Regions from separate parts of the Homo sapiens genome. Here region 2 is linked to region 1. A link is a loop called in an ENCODE intact Hi-C map of the cell type or tissue named here. Cell type or tissue: PC-9. All regions are shown on one strand.

The links. Hi-C counts contacts between places; a loop is a spot of excess contacts. Peaks named below come from ENCODE experiments on the same cell type or tissue, not always from the same donor. Only the 100,000 strongest peaks of a DNase experiment are listed, where the experiment ranks them.
Region 2: it touches region 1 in a loop (9-fold over the local background); 6 of 110 quality-filtered maps call a loop at or near these places.

What each region holds. Positions count from the first base shown.
Region 1 is chr5:59,126,254-59,128,753 of GRCh38, forward strand. The region is part of intron 5 of PDE4D (phosphodiesterase 4D); the gene reads right to left. Among named protein-coding and RNA genes, the nearest start is that of PDE4D-AS1, 88 kb to the left of the region's middle. RefSeq lists enhancers at 522-1,432, 1,433-2,342. In PC-9, no CTCF peak of the experiment used is centred here; a DNase peak (open chromatin) is centred at 1,528; H3K4me3 peaks cover 576 bases.
Region 2 is chr5:58,890,805-58,893,304 of GRCh38, forward strand. No RefSeq gene overlaps it. Among named protein-coding and RNA genes, the nearest start is that of PDE4D-AS1, 150 kb to the right of the region's middle. RefSeq lists an enhancer at 1-1,064. In PC-9, CTCF peaks have their summits at 1,063 and 1,269; DNase peaks (open chromatin) are centred at 717 and 1,097; H3K4me3 peaks cover 683 bases; H3K27ac peaks cover 375 bases.

The DNA of each region.
Region 1 (2,500 bases):
TAGCCAATACGACCCAAGTTACAAATTTACTTGTATCCTTTCAGAGGATAACCCAAATTCCTGCAAGACAATTAGCCATCTTTCTTTCGATTATTACAGTAAGCAAGACGGGTTAAGAGTATATAGTAAATGTGCTTTGCTAAACTCCTTCTCCCTTTATTGACTCTATCACAAGAAGCACACTTAATATAATTTTTACAATTTTTTAAAGAACAAATAGGAAAGAGGAGAAGGTTGTACTTTAGCTACCTTTGTGTATTTGAAAGGAATGCTGTTCAGGGCTTCTTCCTTTTCAAAAAGAAACAGGTCTTTGAAAACGAAGAATCATTACTGTGCATATCTCTCGAGGGCTGCTCCTCTAGTATCAGTCCATTTGAAATAGGAGTTTCACATAATTCAATTTATTAAACCCACATTTCCTGCCAGATTTTGCTTTATGTGCCTATGTCCTTTTGTTTCCCGGCTAACATTTCCACATCTCGGAAATCATTCTTTCTAGTATAACTGAAGAATATGGATATTAAAATCAGATCAGCAAAAGATTTTTATGGACTTGGAAAGCTGCCCATTAATGCCGTAAAATAAAGCGTGTTATACAGCTGATATCATCAGTTCTACTCTATGTTGTTTTCATATTCCTGGCGGTGGGTGGAGAGTTAGAGTGGAACAATTAGGAGTGGGAAAGAGAATGAAAGGATTCGATCAATTGTGGAATTTCAAAGCGGAGACAATTTACACTAAAGAATTCAAAGACTTCGTAACCTCCAAGACATTTTCCAGTCCAGGTAACCGTTGAATTATAGCTGGAGGTGATGTTCTTGGAGCTGCCTGTGAAAGCTGAAATCACAACATGCCTGCAGTGTTCCCTTCCTAAACCAACTTTGCCATTTTCTCAGGCAGACACACAAACATGCAAGCGTCCACAGTAATGTGCGTGTGTGAGGGATGGGGGAAGAGTGATTGTTGCTTTGTAGTAGCTCCTTTGAAGTGTTTAATTCCTCCCTTGTAATCTCTTCATCAACACACATTTAAAGCATATCAGTTTTACCTCAGCAATTTGATTCTCAGAGGCTTATGTGGCTCAGGGCCTCTGTCCAGCACCTGGGTGGCACAGTTTGTTTTATGTGCATGCAGAAGTGTTAACAGAATTAATTTTTTTCCTTCTTTCTCTCTTTCTTCTTCCCCCACCTCCCCCAATTTAGGTTAATGAGCCCAGGCAGCAGTGTGTGTGAGTGAGCGGGCGTGTGCACAGGAGGGCCGTGAGCCTGCCTTTTTAAAATACAGGAAACGCATAGAAGAAAGAAGAGTTCAGCTGGAGCCACGACTTCCCTCTTTGCTTCTTTCCCTCCCCACCCCCCCACCCCCCACCTCACCCCCCACACTCCAGCACCGGCTTTTAATTTTCAAAAGCACTGCAATTGCTTGGTGTGGTTTCAAGAGCTGGGGTGCCATTCTCCCTGATGATGACTCTGCTGACGTCAATGGCATTCTTATCATGCCTAGTGCGACATCAGAAACCAGTCCTCAGAGGCTCCTCTTATTCACAGTGCCTGGGCTCTCAGCAAAATGTGGACCGGATTCTGAAACGCAAAGGACTCCCCGTTCCTAATCAGCGCTGCAATCCACCAGACAGTCTCCTTCTGCCGGCAGCTTGCCAGTTAAGACTTTGTTCCTTAGCGTTCTGTCCTGCAAGGACCCCCTGAAGGAGAAGAGAGGGCTAAGTGGATCACAGCGTGTCCTCCGTGTCTGAGCTTTCAGAGCCGTGTGTGTGTGTGTGTGTGTGTGTGTGTGTGTGTGTGTCCCTCAACCAAGGTTAGAGACTAGTCAATGCTGCTTCTGATTATTCTTCAGGTTTTACTAAAAGGCTTCAGTCTTTGATATAAGGCTATTCCCCCGACACAGTGGCTAAGACCCTCTTGTGTAAGTGCTCCTAGCTCACTCTCTGGATCAGAACCAGCGCCCAGGTCCCCACGTGAAGCCCATATTCACCCCAGATGGCAGCATGCACCTCCTCTCCTTTTTTTAATAAAGAAAAAGAAATAGGAGGTTGGGAGGAGAAGGAAAATAATCATAGCTGAATAATAATAGCAGAATAGGAAAATAGTATCACTAAGAATTAAATATTTCACTCTAAATACTCATGACTTGTTAAGAGGTCTGCTCTCAAAAGCTGAATTCACAAGGGAGTTAATACATACTAAACCCAGTATGCATTCCTACCTAGCAGTTTGGGGGCAATTATTATGGGGATGATGAACTTTCTCCATTTACAGTGGAGTGTATTATGGTCCAAATCTACCCTAAAGCATTTGGGAAATGTCTACAGTTCAAATTAAGATGTTTAGAGTCAAGGTCATTTCGCTTGATGATGGAATGATACATGTCTAGTTAGATTTCATCTGACCAATCTTTGACACAAACACATCAGAATTGTCTTGGTATCCACCAACCAAATAATGTTTGTTTCTCTTGAAGATTGCTGAGTGACCCATAGTAAGCT
Region 2 (2,500 bases), 240 kb before region 1:
CACCCCTACTTGCTATTCTGATGGAGTTCTCTGTCTCAGATGAGAAGAGGGGACTCCGACTGTGCGGTCCCCGCTTCCCTTCTCTCCCTTTGTCCTCCTCCCTCCATCAGACATCACGATACTCTTCTTTGCCTGCTTTCCTCTGCCTGTTCTTCTTATTTTATGCCCTCTGTGCTCTTAAGGGGGAAGAAAGGGGGGCTTCCAGTGATAAGCCCTCAGCTCCCTGTTCCCAAATGCATCCTAATCAAAATGGGACAGTTGTGACACCACATCCTAGGACTATTAAAATGTCCTCTTTGTTGTTTCACCCCACAGCGGACAGATTAAGGACACAGGCATCTGTTGGGAAGCATAATTGTCACTGCTCAGTTCCATTATCCCAAGGAGCAGCCTCCTCTGACGTTATCGCAAGTGACCTTGAGCTGCCCAAGAAAAATGCTGTGTCTGTTCTAACGTTCTTGGCGACCAGAATTCCCCCAGAGGAGCAATTGCGTCAAGGATGAATAAGATCAAGAGCAGCAAAAATCACATCATTCATCCGGTACAGAGGGAGGATTTCAGGCTGGATTTTATGTGGTTAGGTTGCAAGTTTTTTTGTTTTTTGAAGATGTTTTATTGCTTGGGAAGGTGAAGTGTAGCCTTAAAGTATTCTCATTCTGTGATGACACCCTGGCCCCAGGGGAGAGCTCTGGCAAATGCTCAGGGGACCCTCCCTCCTAGCCTTTGTTTTTTTAGTGATGACTGTGGATGTGGAGAATGCAGGAGGCACAATCTTCTTGGCAATGTGTTTCTGCTGTCGTCACACTGTGCACTTTAAGTACAGATTTCTATTTCACTTTTCCTCTGCACCCGCCCATCTCACTCTTGCATCTGGTGCCCCCCGCCCCTCCCCCGTGTTGCTGGCTTCTTTTCCACCCCTGTGTGTTCTTTGAGCCACTTGAATTTCACTCTGTCCTTTGACCTTTGCCGCGCCATGAGCTTGCCTTTCTCACCTCCCTGAGTTACCCTCAGCCTAAAGGCCAGACCGATGATACTGTGGCCTGAGGAAGCTCACAGATGGCACCCCCGAGGAACAATGGGATAAATGCTGCACGTGGCAGAAATCACCGCCAGATGGCACTCTACTAAATTCCCTGCACATCTCGGCTCTGATGAGAAATTACCAACTGTTTATTATATAAAAAAAAAAAAAACAGATCACTGAAAAGCATCATGAGAAGTAACTCAGCCCAGTGACCTCCAAATGTTTTTCATTTCTGATCCATATCAGTAAAACTTTTTGACCATGCACATCCACATGTACTTATTTGTAAATATAGATGTACTACTCTCAGTCTGTATTAAATATTAGCAAAACATAAAATATGTTTACATAAAAATCAAAGTTCCATATATATAGATATTCTAATACTTTCTTCCTGTACTACAAAGAATAGTTTTATACACATCCAAGGGTATATAAAATTGATCTACCTCATATTTCTCTTCTTCAAAAGGACCTTTATTTTTCAATAAAACAAGTTTTGTTTTGTTTTGTTTTTCATTTTTTTGAGATGGAGTCTTGCTCTGTTGCCCAGGCTGGAGTACACTGGTGCGATCTTGGCTCACTGCAACCTCTGCCTCCTGGGTTCAAGCAATTCTCCTGCCTCAGCCTCCCAAGTAGCTGGTACTATAGGTGTGCACCACCACACCCAGCTAATTTTTTGTATTTTTAGCAGAGACAGGGTTTTGCCATATTGGCCAGGCTGGTCTCAAACTCCTGGTCTCAAGTGATCTGCCCACCTTGGCCTCTCAAAGTGCTGGGATTACAGGCGTGGGCCACCATGCCTGGCCCAAAACAAGTATGTTTTTTAGCATGTACTGTGTACTCAGCACTGTAGAAGGGACAAAAAATGACTCAAATTGATTAAAATATTCTCAATCTACCAAGTTCACATACTATAGCTGTTGAGGCAAGACGTTATAACAGATGTCAAAGATTCAGAGTATAAAACAATATGCATTGTTCTCACTTCTAAGTGGGAGCTGAACCAATGTGAACACATAGACACAGGGAGGGTAACAACACACACTGGGGCCTATCAGAGGGGCGGGGGGCGGGGGGAGAGCATCAGAAAAAATAGCTAATGCACGCGGGGCTTAAGACCTAGGTGATGGGTTGATAGGTGCAGCAATACACCATGGCACACATTTACTTACGTAACAAACCTGCACATCCTGCACATGTACCCTGGAACTTAAAAAAAAATCTTAAAAAAATGAAAAAAATAAAAAGTAAGAGACAGGGAAAAAAATGTGTGTATCAGCCAGGAACTTAGTTGTGAACAATATAATCCACTCTTATTATTTTAAGGAAAAAGGAATTTATTAGGTGGCTTATAGAATTTCTTGCAGGACCAGTAAGCTAGGGTTAGATAATGTGCTGTAGCCGGAAGAAATAATCAACCACCCAAGGGATATTCTGGTGGAAATCACTGATGCAGTTGCCCATCACTCTGCA